Linked DNA regions of Homo sapiens: region 1 is linked to region 2. A link is a loop called in an ENCODE intact Hi-C map of the cell type or tissue named here. Cell type or tissue: transverse colon. All regions are shown on one strand. Each heading gives the region's core, and the rest is flanking DNA. Links, peaks and the distances in the headings are about the cores only.

Evidence for each region. Hi-C counts contacts between places; a loop is a spot of excess contacts. Peaks named below come from ENCODE experiments on the same cell type or tissue, not always from the same donor. Only the 100,000 strongest peaks of a DNase experiment are listed, where the experiment ranks them.
Region 1: a loop joins it to region 2, with 2.8 times the contacts of the local background. A loop is called at or near these places in 2 of 110 quality-filtered maps.

What each region holds. Positions count from the first base shown.
Region 1 is chr10:88,230,293-88,241,586 of GRCh38, reverse strand. The region is part of intron 1 of LOC101929727 (a long non-coding RNA gene); the gene reads right to left. It also overlaps a transcript of RNLS not described here. Among named protein-coding and RNA genes, the nearest start is that of RNLS, 350 kb to the left of the region's middle. In transverse colon, for the core only: no CTCF peak of the experiment used is centred there; DNase peaks (open chromatin) are centred at 5,306, 7,036 and 9,016; H3K27ac peaks cover 4,493 bases.
Region 2 is chr10:88,319,690-88,330,983 of GRCh38, reverse strand. The region is part of intron 5 of RNLS (renalase, FAD dependent amine oxidase); the gene reads left to right. The region is part of intron 1 of LOC101929727 (a long non-coding RNA gene); the gene reads right to left. Among named protein-coding and RNA genes, the nearest start is that of RNLS, 260 kb to the left of the region's middle. In transverse colon, for the core only: no CTCF peak of the experiment used is centred there; no DNase peak of the experiment used is centred there.

The DNA of each region.
Region 1 (11,294 bases), core at 2,140-10,139, 90 kb after region 2:
GCTGGTTGTTTCAAAAAAAGTAAGTAGATGAACTCCTGGCATGACTGATTTTTTTAAGAGGCAGAAATAAACAGTACTAGACATGAAAAGGGACATTGAAACAAAAAGTAAATATTTAAAAATCATAAGAGAATCACATGAACAACTTTAGGCCAATATATTTAAAACTTTAGATACATTGTACAATTTTTAGAAAGCATAAATTATGGAAATTAAGTTGAGAAGAAATTGACATTAAATAAACCTATAACCAGCGAGGAAAAAATTAATTCAATAGTCAAAAATATTCCACAAAAGAAGACTAGCTCCAGAAAACTTTGCGGACTTTTTTTTTTTTTGAAAAATTAAAGGGAGAAATAATAACCCCTAACAAATAACCATTCCAGAAGAAAAATATTTTACAAATATTTTATAAAGCTATTATAACCCTGATGTCAAACCCGGAAAAGTACAAAATGAGAATCAACCTCACATACAAACAGACATGCCAAAGTACTAAATAAATGCTAGCAAGCAATCCAGATGGAATATATATATAAATATCATAGAAAATAATTCTTACATTTCATGTAAGAATTTAACATAAGAAAATCAATTATATAATTTATTATAGACATATGATGATAAATAATGAAAAACATTCAGTAAAATTTTACACCTAGTCATGATTTTTTGAAAAAAAAAATCTTTGCCAACTGGTTTAAATCATAGCTCCATGATATATTAGTTATTAAATTTTAATTTGGATAAAGATAAGCTTTGTATGAAAATGGAGAAGAATAAATTAGAAGAGGAAAGAGAGTAGAGGCTAAGGGAATGATTAGGAGGAGGTCATGGTGGCAAATCTAGATAGGAGATTCAAGATGTCAAAGGCTGGAGAAAAGCTCTGATGCCAGAGACAGAGGAGAGGGCGGATTTCAGTAATAATTAAGAGGGAAGATTGATAGAAGCTGGTGATTGATTGGATGTGGGAGGAAGGTTGTAATGAAGAGAAAAGAGTCTATTATGACTCTCAGCTTTCTAGACGAGGTGGCTGGGTGGATGGTAATTCAATTAACCAAAATAGAAAATACAGTTTGAAGATTGGTCTGAAATTAGCAAGTATTTCTTGTATGAGAAGGAAATGACTATTTAAGAGAATTTAGTGCCAGTAGCCTAAATTTTTTTTTTTTTAAAAAAAGGACTTTTTGCCATCACCTGATTTCAATTAATATCAAGAGGAAAAATAAAAAAAGTATTATGGGCTTTTAAAGCCCAAGCTAGTACTGCGCCAGGCAGAGTCACTACTTGATATAGATTTGTTGCACTAGCCCAAAGCTGCCAGCAGTTTACTCAGTATACGGATAGATAAGGAGATGAGGGTTTTGGATAGCCAGAATCACAGAAGGTAAGAAAAAACATGGTTACCTTGTAAGTATATAGAAAATGTAGAGTTAAGTATTGCCTAATAATGGCAATGTTATTGATAAAAGTATTTTAACTTTGAAAACAGAGCGAAGAAGGAAAGATGTCTCCATTTCCTTACATCTTGCTCTATTATATCTTTCATTATGTTTTTATAAATAGTTATTACATTTTTGGGTTATCATTAAGATTTCTTCACAAAAGGTTAAATTTTGTAGAAAATAACAAAATATAATATTTTGGTCCTCAATAATTCCTCTGTGCCCAAGGCACTGGACCCACCAGCTAGCAGCTACCAGAATTGCCCTTTTCTTCTTCCTCTTGTTGGAGAAGGGAAAACTTTCTCCAGTTTGCCCTCAACTTGATGATAACCATGTAAGTCCCAGCCATTATGCTGTAACTTGAATGTGTATCAAAATCTGTAGAAATAAACCAAACCAAATTACCATTTTATTATGTATGTGCAAGATATTGAGAAAGTTATTGGTTAAACATTTCCACCCAGCCTGGGAAAGAAAGGACACTACAGAATGTGGAAGGCCACTACCAAAGTGGTAATATCCAACTGAAAGCAGCATCGGGCAGCTGCTGAGATGTTTTGCTAATAACAAGACAGTTGAAAATGATGATAACTTCATCTGGCTTTAAGGAAATTCATTCAGGCACAAATTGGGTGCAGAATGCTGGAAAAGTCTGAGTGGCTCATCTAGAGTTTGGGTAACTATTTCATCACTGCCTGGTGCTTGCCTTTCAACCTTTGGAATGCCATATTTCAGATGGCATTAACCAGTGACCAAGCTCAAATCAGAGGGAGAATGTTCTAGAACCTGCTGCCAGGAGCAGTCTCCTGCTGATCCAATCCAAGTGGCAAGATCCACAGCAGGACAAAGGAACTTTGGAAAGGGACTTGAAAAGAGTTCAGTTACTCTGCGGTTAACCCATCAAAGGCATCTTCCTGTAACCCAGAGGACAGCAGGCCTCGACATGTGCTGGCCATTTGGAAAACAGATTCATACAGAGCAGATCAAACATTTCAGGAGAGCCCCTTGCCTTGAAAGGATGGAGCCTTATGAAAATCATTAAGCAATTCGTTGATATTTATTTGCTTACACTGTGCTTCAGCAAAGCAAGCAGGAGACAAGGATGAGAGCTATTGACCCAGTTTCAGAGGCTCTAGTTCAGAAAAGAAGGATTTCCTTACATGTTTGATTTCAAAGAGTCTTTTAAGAAGACATCCTACCACATGGCTGGCATAGGGAGGCTGTCTTGGCTTCCTTCAACTGTGTATTAGGTTAACAGCCACCTCAAGCTTCTTAGAAACCTAGAAATCCCAAGGCAGTTAAAGAAATTCCACAGAGCTAAGAAAACCCTCTGCAATCTCAGAGCTTTAAGCAGAAAAAATATTTCCAAATATCTTCCTTTCTTAGTCTGTGCCACTTTGTGTAACCTACTCCCAGCCTCATAAAACATGTTGGCTCCACAGCGTGCCCAATCGTCTGTCCTTCCTAATGAGCCAAACTCTTAATTCATGGTTCAGCTCCCATGAGCCTGGAAATGAACAAGGAGCAAGTCCCTATTTTCACTTTGAGAGTTACCAGGTTATTGTGCATGAGTTCCTTCTAAACCAAAGTAATTCCACTGTCTGATAAAAGGAACCGTGCTTGCTTTAAAGTTTAAGGAAGTAGCCCCTCACATCCATCAGCCTCCAGCCTCAACTCCCTGTTTACTCAGATGCAAAATTCCTGTGATCAGAGAAGGGCTCAGCAGAATGTAATCATTCTTACACTTTGGGCTTTCAAATGGTGTGTTTGTTTCATCTATGCTATGGGGAATGCCAAAAGCATAGCCTCCGAGGCTCTGGGAAGCTGGGGAGGCTGCTGGCTCAAGGAAATTGGGCTCAACTTCTCCTAGAACATTACAGAGGTTGCAAATCTGTCCTCAAATATTCAACACATATGTTCTAAAATTCATTAAGTTCCAAAATTAAAAAAACAAATTTTAAAAATCCAGCATTGGTTCTTGTACAAAGCAGATATTCAAGGAATGCTTGTTGACTGTTGAATCTGTTGGCTGATAAATATGAGAAATACAGTCTGGTTTGTACCACATGGCAGCTCAAGTTCCTAGGAAGACATTTTTCCCTAGTTTGCCTTTAGACATGTTTTAGAAAATGAGTTACCTAAAATAAACCCTGCCTGTCTTTGAAAGAGTACTTTCCTTACAAAACCTTCCCAAAACTCTCCCCTTTATGATTTTGGGGGGAACAACTGTCACTTGACTTTTAATTGTTAATTAACCTTTTGTTACCGCTTCAACTACATGGTCCTCAGAGGGCAGAATTCTGTTTTATTATTTAATTACTTTTTTTGGTAACTCCCTTGGGATCCAACATGGTTCTTGCACAAAGCAGATACTAAATAATTGTTCATTGGTTGATAGATTTGTTCATTGATAGGTAATAGAAATACAGCCTTATTTGTGCCATATAGCAGCCAAGCTTGCAGTACACAAAAAGCATCATTCTCTGCTACTTTCTTATAAGCCCATGCTTAGAAGAAATGTCTTAGAAAGTCTTTTCTGTGGTCTCAAGTTAGCTTTGGACATCAGTATTTAAGAGGGAATAATATATTTTATAAAATAAAATAAGATTGGAAGTATATAAATATTATCACCGCAAATATTACAACACTGCTATAGCATTTTCTGTTGCTTGCCAGAGACATTTGTTAATGTCTAATAGGCTCATGACATCCATTTCTGTAGTAGACAGAGGCACCTTGATTATGGCAATTCCTTTGTAGATGAATGAATCAGGCTTTTCAGACAAGATCTAACTTATGATGCTTTTGTATTGAAGGAAGGAAGGGGAAGAGGGAAGGGAGGGAGGGAGGAAGGAAAAGGATGAAAGAAAAAGAAGAAGAAAGGGAGGGAAGGAAGGAAGGGAGGGAGGGAGGGAGGGAGGGACTCAAAGTGTCTACATATAAAATTTGACCACTTGTTAACTACTGACATGTTCACGTAACAAATATGCCAGTATAGGAAATTTAAAAGAAAAAAAAACCAACCCTAGAAATATAATTTGAAGACGTTTCCTTCATAAGACTTTGTTATCATAAATGGCAACTTTATCCAACTTGATCTGACTTTATCATAAATGGCAACTTTATCCAACTTGATCTTAGCAGGGTTTTCTTACACTGGAGTGTAAGAAAAACACACTCCAGTAGTCTACCTGAATTTTAGAACTTCGAAGTAGCCCTGTACTTAGCAGTGCTTCCAATGAACAACAAAAAAAGCCTGGAAGATAGCCCTTTCTCGATGCTTGTACTTATCACTACTGGGAGAATAGCTTCCATCACAGCATTTATTGACTCCTTGCAGTAGACTCTGCAGGCATCATCTCATTTCATCATTCCATCAAAGCAGGGGCTGTCTGCTTTATCTGCACAGGCCTGGCACATGGTAAGCGTTCAATACCTATTTGTTCAATAAATGAATGATTATAACAGCTCTATGAAATAACGGCATGATGCACATTTAATGTATGAAGAAACTGAAGTGTGAATAGACTAAATGAATTGTCTGAGATCTTGGTAGAGCCCTGACTTGCACTGCCACCTCTCTGACTAGCACTTGTGTTGAGCAACCATTTACCTTGGTACCACCCTCCTCATTATATCTGGAGGGCTACTATCAAGGGTAGCCTTTCTTTTCTTGTAGGTTGAAGAACCTCTTTTCATCCCTAGAGGATTAGCTAAAAAGAAAGCTAAACCATCAAGGCTTATAAAATAGTGTTTCCCTGTGACCTTTTTTCTAAATCAGGAAATGGTTTCTTAGGCCCCATAGAGCCAGCTCAGAACTCTACCTCCTCCTCCTTTATCAAGACTTCCTTGACTTGGAAAGTGGTTTCTATGACAAGAAGTGTGCCAACAGTTTTTACAGGCTGCCAAAGCCTCCACCTCTTTCTTAAAGAAGCCAGGGCTTTTTCTTCTCCAGAACTTTGACACAATTAAGCAAAATCCAACTATTTTCAATGTTATACCATGGTTTCTTCAGAATATTTTAGAAACCTTGCCATATCTTAAGCAGTATTTAACATAGTGCAGGGGTTCAGTAGCAATCATTCCATAAATACTACACTTAAAGATCACAAAGAAATAAATGGATATTGATCAGAGTCAAGCAAAATTTTCACATAATTTCTTATTTAAGTAAATGTTAATTAAGGGAGGCTGAGGTGGGAGGATCACTTCAGCCTAGGAGCTTGAGGCTAGAGTAAGCAGCGATAGCACCACTGCACTCCAGCCTAGGCAACAGAACAAGACCCTGTCTCAAAAAAAAACAAAAAAACAAAACAACAGCAATAACAACAAAAAACCTCTCTATCTCTCTCTGTCTATATATATATATGAAAAATAAAGAGAAAAAAGTAATTGTCTATATATTTGTCCATATTAGTCATTTTTACTGAATACATACAATGACAAAAATGGCATATCAATGAAAACAATCTGAAGGGGAACAAAAAGTAGACTTTGTAATACCAATGGAAGAATTTTTGAATCTAGGTGGAGGGGTGGATGAAGTGGGGTTGTATAAATTGACTTGACCACATTCTTAATCTTGAAGTTGATATGATAATATTATCCAGAAAAATGCCATTCATTCATATTGAGTAATATATTACATGTAAATCACACAACACAATGTCTGGCACATGAGCTTGGTGTTTTGTTTCAGCTGTCCATGTGAGTCGTTGATATCACCTAGATACTCCTCAAGGAAAAACTTTGTAATAAAATCAGTCGTGCTTGTTTGCTTTGGATACTAGCATATGACCATATTTATCACTAGCAGAATTCATTTTGGATCCATGTTAGGGATTTCTTTCTTTTTTTTTTTTTTTTTTTTTTTTGAGATAGAGTCTCGCTCTATCACCCAGGCTGGAGTGCAGTGGCGCAATCTCGGCTCACTGCAAGCTCCACCTCCCGCGTTCACGCCATTCTCTTGCCTCAGCCTCCCTAGTAGCTGGGACTACAGGCACCCGCCACCACCCCGACGCCCGGCTAATTTTTTTGTATTTTTAGTAGAGACGGGGTTTCACCGTGTTAGCCAGGATGGTCTCGATCTCCTGACCTTGTGATCCACCCGCCTCGGCCTCCCAAAGTGCTGGGATTACAGGCTTGAGCCACCGCGCCCGGCCCATGTTAGGGATTTCTACATGAAACACAATAAAACACCAATTGCCAAATATATCCACCCCTCCATACCCACCCTAATGAAATCTCACTTATCTGCAAGACTCATCTTGAACACCACCTCCTCCATGAAGTCCTTCCTGGTCTCTTCTAAAAGCAGATATATTTTCTTGCTGTCTTGAGCATCTTAAAAGCTTTGACTTTTACCCCTCTGACAATACCGACTTTGTTCTGCCTGCTTTGTTACTGTCTCTTTGCCTTATCCCCTATTAGAATTTAAGACTCTTGAAACTCAGGACGGACCTTATCTTTACATTTCCTACAGGCTGAGCACAGGGTGTTGAACCTAGGAGCTCAATAAAAATGTGTTGAGTTGCAGTGAATCGTGACCCACCCTGGCTACCAGGCCCTCAGCCAGCTTTAGAGTACAGGACACAATAGGTCCTTGTATTCACTGCTGTGCGCACCCACAAACATACACTAAGCACCTGGAAACAAGGGGACACTTAGTTACTTGGCAAATACTTGCCCTCCCAGGGTGTCTTCCCTTTTGAAAAGGCTCCTTGGACAGCTGGCCTGCTGCTGGTTAGATGGGGCACTCCCTGGAATGGCCCATCACTGCAGCAAATGGCCAAATTCACCGTGCCAGGAACCAAGAGAAGAGAAGGGTCCAAGCATGAGAGTCTCAATGCCAAGAATGTGCTCCAGACTTATAAATGAGAGGGAAGCAGGGAGCATTGCGATGAGGGAAATGATGTTGAATTTGCACTAAAGCCTCCTCTCTCTCTCTTCCTCTTTTCCGTCTGGTCCCTTCCTTCTCCCTCCCTGCTCCCAATCTCCCATTGTCACTTGGTCCTGCAGAGCTTGGAATTCACGGCTAATCCTTAGGGAGGGGCCTCTGCTGCAGGGGGGTCAGGGCCATCGCCCACTTCCTCTGTGGGATGCGCTCACAAGATGCTGTGGCAGCACTGTTGGCTGCTCTTTATTAAATACAAATTGTACTGACCGGTTTCCAGGAACTTCAGTGGAAAGTTGATTCCCCCAAACCCTCAAGACATTTCCCAGATCCTGAAAGGATTATTATTATCTTTGTTATTATTTACAAAGCCCACATCATTTTTGTAACATTTTCTTTAAAAAGCAAGATGGAAAGATAGAGCATGCATAAGCATGCATCTTCCAGAATGCATCCTTAAATTCTGCTTCCTTCACAGGAATAAAATAACCTGTTGGATTCTGGTTGGGCAGCAAGACAGAGGGAACAGGCTTACTCTTGAAGTCCAAAACTGACAAAGTTTCTAGATTTAGCAAGTAAAAATACAGGACACCCATTTGAATTTGAATTTCAGATAAATAACGCATAATCTTCTAGGATAGGTATATCCCATATATTGCATGGGACGTACTTATCCCAGATGATTACGCGTTGTTTATCTGAAATTCAAATTTAACTGGTCATCTTTTATTTTGTCAGGCAAACCCAAGCCCAGGGAAAGTCAGGTCAGTAAAGAGATTTCCACCAACAAAAGCTCCTTTTAAAGCCCTAGCTGAATGGCTTTGGACGACATTTCAACTCAGGCCCTGCATTTTCCCTGGAGTGTGAGCTCAATGTCATAGAAAAACAATTGGGAGAATGAACATTCAGTGAACATTCTGCCCCTTCCTTGCCCTCAGCAGCCTGTGGCAAACTGCTCCCCCTTAACCAGCTGGGGAGGAAAAAAGCTTTCTCTTTTAAGATGGCTTCCCCCTCCCCTTTTACAGATTGGATTGTTTCTTGGATTTGCTGGAGAGCTGCTTTCGCTAATTGCTTGCAGACTGCAGTCCAGTCCGGCCTGCCAACTGTGGAGGCGGTGTGGTGGGGCTGAGTGATAAAGAGTAAGGGGTTTAGACGCAGGCAGACCTGATTTGGAACTCCAGTTCTTCCACTTCCTCCTGCGAAACATCAGGCAGGTTGCTTAACCTCTCTGGGCCTCCGTTTCTGCATCAGTAAAATGAGGATGCTCACGGGTGAGTTGAGAGTAACACAGGATTGGAACATGTACATACTTGTCACAGTGCCTGACCCATAGTAGGTACTCCTTTAATAGTAACCATTATTACTACTATTGTCTTTGGTATGTCACACATTACAAGTGCCACCTGGAATTGAGTCTACTTGAGCCTGAGACTTAGAAATGCAGGCAAGAGACTCTAGAAGGCTGTCAAGCACTTGTAGACAGGAAAGGATGGCTTGGTTGAAAGATGGCTCCACTGCTGTCACTAGGGGCCCTGCCCCATTCAGTCTTGCAGCAGGCTGGCAGACTGGCCACCTTAAAGCCAATGATCGGATGACAAAATGAACTTAAACTAGGTCACAACAAAAATGTGTTAGGAGTCAGAAGTCTACTTTAAGAAGTGGAAGTAAGAAGCTGGGCACGGTGCCATGCCTGTAGTCCTAGCTACTTGGGAGGCTAAAGTGGGAGGATCCCTTGAGCCCAAGAGTTGGAGTTCAGCCTGGGAAGCATAGCGATATCCTGTCTCTAAAAAAAGAAAAAGATGTAGAAAAGGGAGAAGGAGAGAGAGATGGAGAGAGAAAAAGAGAACTCCTTGGCTTTATTGTTGAAAATCACCTCTTTTTCTATGTGGGTGTGGGTGTAGTGGCCATGTGTCTGGATCTCATCACCATTCTTCTGGTCATTGTTCTGGTCCCCTTCCCTCAGACCTTCTTTGGAGGGTGGTTCAGATGCAGTCGTGGCCCATGTGACACAGGCCTAAGCCACCAGCTCATCAGATCCCCTGCCCCTGCCAAGAGGTGAGTGTAGCATTGGGCACCCGACTCAAGAGGAGCTAAACAAAAGCAAGGAAATCTAGTCCCAGGCCTTGCCTGGATGATTAAAAGAAGGATGAACTTTCCCCTCCTAAACTTTGAAACTGCAAGCAAGTGAAGTCTTAGAACCACCACAGACATCTCACAACCACAAACATGGAATCTTTTGAAGAACTGGAATAGAAGGAACTCAGCCATCTGAGACAGACACACACACACACACACACACACACACAGAAATCCTGTGACATCTTTTGAGTTTCTGTACCCATCCCTGAACTATTCACTGGCAGGCCCAAATACATCCAATTTTTTTTGTTGTTTAATTCTGTTTGAGACAGGCTTTCTGTTACTTGTGGATACAGATACAACATGTCTCCCTGTCTCCTAGTTCACTTCTGTCTGCCTAGTGCTTGATCTTGGAATCTGTCTCTATTTGTAGCTACTGGTACTCTTTGGGCTCATCTTAACTTGCTTATTTGCCAGTGGTCAGGGGTTTCAGCCTTACGCCCCTACCAGCCCTGACACTTCTGTCCCCAAAGGTCACCTTAGGATGACAGGAAGGGAGAAATGGCTGTTGGCTGGTTGCTGTACAAGAAAGTGCCTGGCACTGTGCTGAGAAATTTATTCCACTAAATCCTCCAGCAACCCATTTTACAGATGAGGTGACTGAGGTCCAGAAAGTGTATACGTTTCCAAGGACTGCCATAACCAAATACCACACACACACTGGTGGCATAAACAACAGAAATGTATTTGCTCACTGTTCTGGATGCTAGAATTCCAAGATGAAGATGTCAGCAGGGTGTTTCTTCTGAGGCCTCTCTCCTGGGCTTGCAGACGGCCACCTTCTCAGTGAGTCCTCACGTGGGTTTTTCCTCTGTGCGTGCACATCTGTATCCTAATCTCCTCTTTTTATAAGGAGACCAGTTATATTGAATTAGAGGCTTAACCTAATGACCTCATTTAACCTTAATTGCCTCTTTAAAGCCTTGTCTCCAAATACAGTCACATTCTGAGGTACTGAGGGCCAGGACTTTAACATATGAATTTGAAGGGGATGAAGCTCAGCCCTATAAAGAAAATGCTATATGATTAAAAAGGAGGGAGAAATTGCAGTAATTGAGGGTGGGTTGAGAGGTTAGAGGAGGTAATGAAGGAAAGGGATATGGAATCAGGAAAGGATTCAGGAAGGAGATGTTTCCACATAAGAATCAAACTGCCTGGAAGTAAATCCTGGCCTGACTACCTACTGGCTATATCATCATAGACAACATATTTAGCCTTGATTTCCTCATATTTAACTAACAATTGTATGAATTATTAATTGGTACTAATAATTGTATCAATCCCATAGACTTCTTGGGAGGAACCAATGGGATAATCCCATGAGTATTAGAACAGCACTGACACACAACATCTCAATAAATGTTGGCTATTATTATCTAAGATGTCTCAAATAATAGGTTGGAGCTATATAAGTAAAGGAAGAGATTTGTGGCTAAGACAGATAAATAAAGAGATGCTGAGACTGACCTTATTTGTGTGAGTAATGAATTTGGACTTAGTTTTATAGGCAGTAGAGTTGAGCAGGGGCTGTAACATTATTACCAGTAGATGTACGCTGTGGAAAGATTGCACTCACCAAGATGTGTGAGATGCATTGGAGGGGGAAGAAGGCACGACAGAAAGACGGGTCTCAGCAGGAGGCCGTTAGGGAAGAATGGCTGAGAAGTAATGTCAGCATGAAGCAGAGGGGGCGACTCAGGTGGATGAGGGCAACGAGAGAGAAGAAACCATGGAGATCAAATAGACAAGCTCGGCCACCAGTTGGATATCACGGGTCAGGAGAAAGAAAAAGACAAAGTTTCAGAACTACAAAAAAA
Region 2 (11,294 bases), core at 1,773-9,772:
TTAAGTTTCTGTTATAATACTTAATATGGTTTAGGATTTTTTTCAGAGATAACTATTCTGGTTCATCATTATTATTAAATAGTACCAGCCTATTTTAATTACTGTAGCTTTATAATGTATTTAAATATATGACAAAGCAAGTCTCTACTCATTGAATTTCTTTACAAAAAATTTTAAATATTATTATTGTATTTTACCTTTAGCGTCATTTTGTCAAATTGTAAAGGATGTTGCATAATTAATTAAAAATCATTTTTCTTACTAGTTATCACTGATATATAAGGAAATCAATTTTATGTAAAAATATTTCAACTTGATCAAGTTTATTGGATTCACTACTGTTTTCAACCATGTTTTCCTTCTTTCTAATAATTATACATCTTTTTTCCATTTTTTATCTTATTGTACCAACCAGAGCAATGTTAAATACTATTGGTGTTACTAAGAATTTTAGTTTCTGATTTTATTTAAAAAGCCTATATTATTTAATTATAAGATATGCTATAAACCATCAGCTTAAGAGAGATATTCTATCTCATTTTGAGGAAGTTACTTAACAAAATGTCTTACTGAGATGCCAAACCACAAACCCACCCTTAAGCAGATTTGGTGCCAGAATTCATTCTGCCAGCATATTGTATAAATCTAGTTAAAGTGGTCATGGGCAATATTGCCCTAAGGCCTCTGGCAGAAACCAAAGCACGTTTCCAAAGGAACATTATTTAAATGCAGGCACAAAGAATCTTTCAGATAAAGTTCCTAGGAGCATGAGCTCACAATAGAAATATATATGTATTATAAATAAACATATATAAAGAAATATATATAGAGAGAGATAATATAAAATTGTGTGTGTGTGTATATATATAGTGTGTGTATATATATTTATATTTATATATATATATATATATATCTCAAAACAGACAGAAAACCATGCAATTATGAGCAATAGTCGTCCAACAAGAACAACAACAAAAAAAGCCAGAGCCAACCTTATAAAGCCTGAAAATTTTGGAATAACCAGACACACAATATAGAATAACTATGTTGAATATGTTGGAAGAAATAAGAGTACTGACAGTATGACTAGGGAGAAAGAGACTATCAAAATTGATCATGCAGATTTGAAAAAGAGCCAAATAGAACGTTTACAAATGAAAAATAAAATAATTTAAATTTGAAACTCAAAGGACAAATTGAACATCAAAAAAACCACAGATGTAAGGAGAATGGTGAACTAAAAGATAAATCACAAAAAATTACACAGAATTTAGCATGGAGAGATAGAGATAGAAAATACTGAAAATAGATCAAAATATGTGAAGATAGAATGAGAATATCTAGTATATCCCTAATTAGAATTTCATGAAAAGAGGTTAGAGAGAATGGGAATAAGGAAATATTGGGAGAACTAATAGCTGAACAATTTCCAAAATTAATTACAAAATTAAGTCTTCAGATTCAGAAATCCCAATGAAGTCAACAAAGGTAAACCAAAAAAAACCTCAAATCTTAAAATAACTGAATAAAACTGCACAACATCAAAGACAAAGAAAAAACCATAAAAGCAGCTAGATATAAAAGAAAAATTAACTGCAAAGGACCTACAGCCAAATTAAGAAAGACCTCTCAGGCTGGACATGGTGGCTCACACTTACATCCCAGCACTTTGGGAAGCTAAGGCAGGAGGATCGTTTGAGGCCAGGAGTTCAAGACCACCTGGGCAACATAGCAAGACCCTGTCTCTATAAAAAATAAAAAACTAGCTGGGTGTGGTGGTCTTAGCTACCTGGGAAGCTGAGGCAGGAGGATTGCTTGAGTCTGAGAGTTCAAGGCTGTAGTGAGCTATGATTGCACCACTGTACTTCAAACCTGGGTGAGAGAGCAAAAAAAAAAAAAGAAAAACAAAAAACACTTGACTTCCTAACAGTCTCAAAAGAAGCTAAACTACATTGGTATCATATCTTTAAAGTCTTGAGAAAAATATTTTCAATTTATTATTATATACCAAGAAAAATTATATTTCACAAATGCAGATAAAATAAAGACATTTTAAGGAAAGCAAAATCTGAGAGAGTTCTATCTCCATTAGAAGTTCATTTTAAGAACTTCACAGAATACTTTTGGAAGAGGAAAATGAGCCTAGAGGGAGAATCTGAGATCCAAGAAAGACGCTTTTCATGAATAAAAACAAACATTAACTGTATAAGATAGAACCAAAGAAATAAAATAATCCTGAACAATAAAAGCATATAAACTTAGAGTTAGTAATCTAAGGCTCTAGTATTATTTAGGAGAAGGATAAAGGTATTTGTTCACTTTCAATTTTAATTTAATATGTATGCTTAAATATATCAGTATTCGCTAAAAATATAACTATATAATTTCCAAGATAGTAGAAGGGGAAAATGGAATAAAATGTAAACATGGTTTAATCAAAAAGAAGACTTTTTTGAATTTAAAAAAGAAACGTGCAAACATGCATGCTGAATAAGTGGGACAAATACAAAGAAAAAATACCCCTTAAAAAGCACATCTAGTTGTAAAGAGGTTCACAATGTATTGTTAAAATATTCAAACATCAGGAAACTATTAACCTAACTTAGATATAAAGCAAAAATTGTCAAGACTGAAAGCAGAAATTGGCAAATTTACCATCATCAGGAGAGATACTTCTTTCAATAACTGAAGTGGACAAAAAAAATCATAATGCAATTCATGAGAACTATACAATCAATGAGATTGTTCTAATTAACTTTTGTAAAATGTTAATTCAGGCCAGGCACGGTGGCTTCTGCCTATAATCCCAGCACTTTGGGAGGCTGAACTGGGCAGATCACATGAGGCCAGGAATTTGAGACCAGCCTGGCCAACATGGCGAAACCCTGTCTCTACTAAAAATACAAAAATTAGCTGGGTATGGTGGTGCACGCCTGTAGTCTCAGCCACTCAGGATGCGAGGCACAAGAATCACTTGAACCTGGGAGGCAGAGGTTGCAGTGAGCCAAGATTGTGCCACTGCACTCTAGCCTGGGTGACAGAGCAAGACTCTATCTCAAATTAAAAATAAATAAATAAATTGGCTGGGCGCAGTGGCTCACGCCTATAATCCTAGCACTTTGGGAGGCCGAGGCGGGCAGATTGCCTGAGCTCAGGAGTTTGAGACCAGCCTGGGCAACATGGTGAAACTCCGTCTCTACTAAAATACAAAAATACATACATACGTACATACATACATACATACAAAATGTCAATTCAATACCTAGAAAATTCTATTCAAGTACACATAAAACACTTATAAGAACTGACTATATATGAGGCCAATCAACAAATCTTAAAGTAGCATTGCCTTAGTCTATTTTCACTCTGCTATAATGAACTTCCCTGAGACTAGATAATTTATAAAGAACAGAGGTTTAATTGACTCACAGTTCTGCATGGCTGGGGAGGCCTCAGGAAACTTATAATCATGGCAGAAGGCAAAGGGGAAGCAACCTTAGACCTTTCTCATGTGGCAGCAGGAGAGAGAAGAGTGAGGAGTGAAGGGGGAAGAGCCCCTTATAAAACCATCAGATCTCATGAGAACTCACTCACTTTCACAAAAACAGTGTAGGGGAAACCACCCCCATGATCCAATCACCTCACATCAGTCTCTCCTAGACACATGGGTATTATAGGGATTACAATTCAAGATGAGATTTGGGTGGAGACACAGCCAAATTATATCATTCCATCCCTGGCCCCTCCCAAATCTCATGTCCTCACATTTCAAAACACAATCATGCCTTTCCAACAGTCTGCCAAAGTCCTAACTAACTCATTCCAGCATAAACCCAAATGTCCAAGTCCAAAGTTTCATCTGAGAAAAGGCAAGTCCCTTCCACCTACGAGCCTGTAAAATTAAAAGCAGGTTAGTTACTTCCTAGATACAATGGGGGTATAGGCATTGGATAAATGCTCCCATTCCAAATGGGAGAAATTGGCCAAAATAAAGGGGTTACAGTCCCCATGCAAGTCTAAAACCCAGCAGGGCAGCTATTCAATCTTAAAGCTCTGAAATGATCTCCTTTGACTCCATGTCTCACATCCAGGTCACACTGATGCAAGAGGTGGACTCACACAGTCTTGGGCAGCTCTACCCTTGTGGTTTTGCAAGATACAGCCCTCCTCCCAGCTGCTTTCACAGGCTGGCATTGAGTGTCTGCAGCTTTTCCAGCTGCATGGTGCAAGCTGCCATTGGATCTACCATTCTGGGATCTAGAAGATGGTGGCCCTCTTCTCACAGCTCCAGCTAGCTTGAGTTTCTCCCCAGAAAATGGGTTGTTTTCTATCGCATCATCAGGCTGCAAATTTTCCACTTTTATGCTCTGTATCCCTTTTAAACATAAGTTCCAATTTCAAATCATCTATTTGTGAATGCATAAAACTGAATGCTTTTAAGAGCACACAGACCACATCTTGAACACTTTGCTGCTTACAAATTTCTTCCACCAGATGCCTTAAGTCATCTCTCTCAAGTTCAAAGTTCCACACATCTCTAGGGCAGGGACAAAATGCCACTAGTCTCTTTGCTAAAGCATGGCAAGAGTGACCTTCGCTCTAGTTCCCAATAAGTTCCTCATCTCCATCTGAGATCACCTCATCCTGGACTTTATTGTCTGTATCACTATCAGAATTTTGGTCAAAACCATTCAACAAGTCTCTAGGAAGTTCCAAACTTCCCCACATCTTCCTGTCTTCTTCTGAGCCCTCTAAACTGTTCCAACCTCTGCCTGTTACCCAACTGCAAATTCTCTTCCACATTTTCAGGTATTTTTGTATCAATACCCCACTCTCTGAGGTACCAATTTACTGTATTAGTCTGTTTTCACACAGCTATGAAGACATACCCAAGACTGGGTAACTTATAAAGAAAAGAGGTTTAATTGACTTACAGTTTTGCATGGCTGGGGAGGCCTCAAGGAATTTACAATCATGGCGGAAGGCAAAGAGGAAGCAAGCTTGGGCCTTCTCACATGGCGGCAGGACAGAGAAAAGAGTGAGGAGCGAAGTGGGGAGAACCTCTTACAAAACCATCAGATCTCATGAGAAGTCACTCACTATTACAAGAACAGCATGAAGGGAAACCAACCCTATGATCCAATCACCTCACACCAGTTCTCTCCCTAGACACATGAGGATTATAGGGATTACAATTCAAGATGAGATTTGGGTGAGGACACAGCCAAACCATGTCAATCATAGAGAGACCAACACAATTGAGATAGAATTTATTTTTAAAAATGCGTGTTATGATAAGCAGCATGTAGTTGGATGTGACCCATTATGACAATCTTTTTCTTTAAATAAGTACATTTAACCTATTAATGGTTACAACTGTCATGACCATGAATCTGAGGCAGCTACAGTGCTTACTTCAAAACAAATGTTAATTTCTGTTTGGAGAGTCGGCAACTTCTGTAGCTTTTGATTGTAAGTATTTAATGCTTGAGCCTTCTAAATCTTAGTGCTCTATTAGCAGCTGATGATTATAATGCTGCTGCTACTGCTGGGGTTGCTGCTGTTTTTATCAACATTCGGTGTCCTGACCTTCACTCAAAATTGTAGACTAAAAACTGCTGTGGCTATTTCACACTCATTAGGATGGCTATTATTAAAAACAAAAACAGAACAAACAGCAAATAAGTATTGGTGAGGATGTGGAGAAATTGGAACCCTTGTGCATTTCTGGTGGGAATGCAAATGGTACAGCCTATGGAAAATGATGTGGTTATCAAAAAATTAAAGATAGATTTCCCATATGATCCAGCAATTCCACTTCTGAGTATCTACCCAAAAGAAGTGAAAGCAGGGACTTGAACTGAATTTGTACAGCAATGTTCATAGCAGCATCATTTACAATAGCTAAAAGGTAGAAGCAACTCAAGCGTCCATTGAAGGGTGAATGGATAAGCAAATTGTGACATATACATATGGTGGAATATCATTTGGCCTTAAGAAGGAAGGAAACCCTGACCTACTACAAAATATATGAACTTTGAGGACATCATGCTAAGTGAAATAAACCAGTTACAAAAGGACAAATACTGTATGACTCCATTTATACGAGGTGCCTAGAGTAGTCAAATTAATACAGACAGAAATAGAATGGTAGTTGCCAGGGCTGGGGAAGGGAGAATAGTTACTTATTGTTTAAGGGATATGGAGTTTCAGTTTAGGAAGATGAAAAAGTTTAGGAGATGGATAGTGGTCATTGTTGGCTTTTAAAAAATAAATTCAGGTGGCACCTGTGCAGATTTGTTACATGCGTATATTGTGTAATGCTGGCGTTTGGGCTTCTAGTAAACCCATTACCCAAATATTGAACATAGTACCCAATAGGGAATTTTTCAACTCTCTCCCCACTCCCATCCTTACCCTTTCTGGAGTGCCCAGTGTCTAGAATGCATATCCCATTCTTTCCATCTTTATATCATGTGTACCCATTGATTAGCTCTTACTTATAAGTGAAAATATGGGGTATTTGATCTTCTGTTTTAGTTTTTTTTTTTTTTTTGCAAAGGACACAATTTCGTTTTTTATGGCTGCATAGTATTCTGTGGTGTATGTATACCACATTTTCTTTATCCAGTTCACAATTGATGGACACTTAGCTTGATTCCCTGACTTTGCTATTATGAATAGTGCTGCAGTGAACGTACGTGTGCAGGTGTCTTCTTGATAAAATGATTTTTTTTTCCTTTGGGTAGATACCCAGTAGTGGGATTGCTGAGTAGAATGGTAGTTCTATTTTTAGTTCCTTGTGAAATCTCCATACCGTTTTCCGTAGGGGTTAAACTAATTTACGTTCCCACCAACAGTGTATAAGCGTTCCTTTTCTCTGCAGCCTTGCCAGCATCTATTGTTTTTTGACTTTTTAATAATAGCCATGCTGACTGGTGTGAGATGGTAACTCATTGCGATTTTGATTTGCATTTCTCTGATGATTAGTGATGTTGAACATTTATCCATATGTTTGTTGGTTGCTTGTATGTCTTCTTTTGAGAAGTATCTGTTCATGACCTTGCCCCACTTTTTAATGGGGTTGTTTTGTTTTGTTTTTCTTGTTGATTTGTATAAGCTCCTTATAGATTCTGGATATTAGACCTTTGTCAGATGCACAGTTTGTGGATATTGTCTCCCATTCTGTAAATTGTCTATTTACTCTGTTAATTAGTTTAATTAAATCCCATTTGTCTGTTTTTGTTTTTGTTACATTTGCTCTTGAGGTCTTAGTCATATATTCTTTGAATATGCCAACGTCCAAAGTAGTTTTTCCTAGGTTTTCTTCTAGTATTTTTATAGTTGCAGGTCTTACATTTAAGTATTTAATCTATCTTGACTTAATTTTTGTCTGTGGTGAAAGGTGGTGTTCCAGTTTCATTCTACTGCGTATCCCTAGCCAGTTTTCCCCCACATAATTTACTGAATAGGGTGTACTTTCTTCATTGTTTGTTTTTATTGACTTTGTCAATATCAGTTAGTTGTAGGTATATGGATTTATTTCTGTGTTCCGTATTCTGTTCCATTGATCTTTGTCTGTTTTTGTACCAATACCATGCTGTTTTGGATACTGTAGCCTTGTAGTATACTTTGAGTTTGGGTAATGTGATGCCTCCAGCCTTGTTCTCTTTGCTTAGGATTGCTTTGGCTAATTAGAATTGTTTTTTTCTAATTCTGTGAAAAATGATGTAGGTAATTTGGTAGGAACTTCACTGAATCTGTAGATTGCTTTGGGCAGTATAATCATTTTAACAATCTTGATTCTTCCTCTGTATGAGCATGGGATGTTTTCCAATTTGTTTGTGTCATCTATGTGTTCTTTCATCAGTATTCTGTTGTTCTCCTTGTATAGATCTTTTACCTTATTAGTTAAATGCATTTTTAGATATAGTATTTTTTGTGGCAAATGTAAGTGGGATTGAGTGTTTGATTTGGTTCTCAGCTTGAGTGTTGCTGGTGTATAGGAATGCAACTGATTTTTTTGTGCATTATTTTTGTATCCTGAAACTGTACTGAAGTCATTTATCAGGTCTAGGAGTCCTTTGGAGCAGTCATTAGGCTTTCTAGGTATAGGATCATGTCATCAGCTAGCAGAGATAATTCTACTTCTTCTTTTCCTATTTGTATTACTTTTATATCTTCTTCACACCTAATTGCTCTGACTAGGACTTCCAGTAATATGTTGAATAGGAGAAATGAGAGTAGACATCCTTGTCTTGCTCCCATTCCTAGGGAGTGTATTAGTCCATTTTTACACTGCTATAAAGAACTGCCAGAGATAATTTATAAAGTAAAGAAGTTTAATTGACTAACAGTTCTGCATGGCTGGGAAGGCCCCAGGAAACTTATAATCATGGCAGAAGGGGAAGCAGGCACTTCTTACATGGCAGCACATGAGAGAGCACCTGTGAAGGAGGAACCGTCAAACACTTTAAATACCATCAGATCTTGTGAGAACTCACTGTCATGAGAACAGCATGGGGAAAACTGCCCCCATGACCTAATCACCCCCAACCCCCGACACATGGGGATTACAATTTGAGATTAGATTTGGTTGGGGACACAGAGCCCAAACCATATCGGGGAAATGCTTTCAATTTTTCACCATTCAGTATGATGTTGGCTGTGGGTTTGCCATGTATGGCTCTTATTATTTTTAGTTAAGTTCCTTTGATGCCTAGTTCGTTGGAGGGTTTTTATTGTGAAAGGATGTTGGATTTTATTGAATGCATTTTTTGCATTTATTGAGATAATAATATGGTTTTTGTTTATGTGGTGAATCACCTTGATTTGTGTATGCTGAACCATCCTGGCATACCAGAAATAAAACCCACTTGATCACGATGAAATATCTTTTTGATGTGCAGCTAGATTCAATTTGCTAGCATTTCATTAAGAATGTTTGTGTCTGTGTACATCAGGGATATTGGCCTATAGTTTTCTTCCTTGATTGTGTCCTTGCCAGATTTTGGATGATACTGGTTTCATAGAATGAGTTGGGGAAGAATGCCTCCGCCTCAGTGTTTTGGAATCGTTTCATTGAGATTGGTACCAGCTTCTTTGTAAGTCTGGTAGAATTTGGCCATGAGTCTGTCTAGTCCTGAATTTTTGTTTTTCTTTTTTGGTTTGTAGATTTTTTGTTACTAATTCAATTTTCTAGCTCATTATTGGTCTGTTCAGCATTTTAATTTCATCTTGATTCAATCTTGTGAAGTTGTGTGTTTCCAGGAATTTATCCATCTCCTCTAGGTTTTCTAGGTGGTGTGCATAGAGATATTCATAATAGCTTCTGAGAATCTTTTGTATTTATGCAGTATCAGTTGTAATGTCACCCTTGTCATTTTTTGATTATGCTTATTTGAATATTCTTTTTCTTGGTTAATGTAGCTACTGGTCTATCAATGTTGTTCATCCTTTCAGAGAACCAACTTTTCATTTCGTTGATCTTTAGTATATTTTGTTGGTCACAATTTTATGTCATTCTGCTCTGATCTTTGTTAATTCTTTTGTTCTTCTATCTTTGGGTTTGGTTTGTTCTCATTTTTCTAGTTCTTTTAGATGTGACATTGGGTTGTTAATCTGAGATCTTTCTATCTTTTTGATGTAAACATTTAGCAGAATAAACTTTCCTCTTAGCCCTGCTTTTGCTGTATCCCAGGGATTTGGATATTTTGTTTCTATTTTCACTTGTTTCAAAACATATTTTGATTTGTGCTTTAATTCTTTTGTTTACCCAAAAGTCATTCAGCAGCAAGTTGTTTGTTTGGTTTCCATGTTCTTATGTGGTTTTTGATAGTTCCTCTTGGTATGATTCCTGATTTTATTCCACTGTGGTCTGAGAAGATGCTTGATATGATTTTGATGTTTTTAAATGTATTAAGATTTGCTATATGGCCAATCATATAGTCAATTTTAGAGACTGTTCTGTGCACAGATGAGAAAAACATACATTCTGTGGTTGTTGGATGCAGTGTTCTGTGGTGTTTACTGGGTCCATTTGGTCAAGAGTCCAATTTAAGTCCAGATTTTCTTTGTTGTTTTCTGCCTCAGTGTTCTATCTAGTGCCGTCAGCATGGTGTTGAAACCCCCTACTATTATTGTAAGGCTGTCTATCTCTTCTCTTTAGGTCTAGTAGTATTTGTTTTCTAAATCTTGGTGCTCCGATGTTGAGTAAACATACATTTAAAATAGTAGAATTTTCTGATTGAATTGAACCCTTTATCATTATATAATACCCTTCTTTGTCTTTTTTTTTTAATGTGTTTGTTTTAAAGTCTCTTCTATCTCACACAGGAATAGCAACCCTTACTCTTTTTTGTTTTCCATTTGTGTGATAGATCTTTCTCCATTCTGTTGTTTTGAGACTGTGGCTGTCATAATGTGTGACATTGGTCTCTTGAAAACAGTAGATGGTTGGGTCTTGTTTTTTTTAATCTAGTTTGCCAATCTGTGTTTCTCAGGTGGGGCTTTTATGCTGTTATGTTCAAGGTTAATATTGATATGTGAGGTTTTGTTCCTGCCATAGTGTTGTTAGCTAGTTACTTTGTATTCTCAATTGTGTAATTGCTTTATAGGATCCGTGTACTTTGGCCTTATGTGTACTTTTATGGTAGCAAGCATTGTTCTTTTGTTTTCATGTTTAGAACTTCTTTGAGCTTTTCTTGTAGGACTGGTCTGGTAAAGAAGAGTTCCCTTAGCATTTGCTCATCTGGGAAAACTTTATTTGTCCTTCATTTATGAGGTGTAGTTTGGCAGGGTATAAAATTCTTGGCTGACTTTTTTTTTTTTTCCTTTAGAGAGTTAAAAATATACCCCCAATCTCTTCTTGCTTGTAAGGCTTCTACAGAGAAGTCCACTGTTAGTCTAATGGTATTTCCTTTATGGGTAATTTATCCCTTTTTTTCAGGTGCCTCCCTTTGAGAATTTTTTTTTCATGTTGACCTTGGATAGTCTGATAATTATAGGCCTTGGTGACTATCATCTTCTGTAGTATCTTGCGAGAGTTTTCTAAATTTCTTATATCTGGATGTTGATGATTCTAGCAAGGTTAGTAAGATTTTCCTGAATTACTGTCTCCAATATGTTTTCCAGGTTGCTTTCTTTTTCTTCTTCTCTCTCAGGAATACCAACCAGTTGTATGTTTGTTCACTTTACATAATCCCATATTTTTCAAAGGCTTTCTTCATTTTTCTAAATTCTTTTTTATTTTTGTCTGACTGGATTAATTTGAAAGACCACATTTCAAGCTCTGA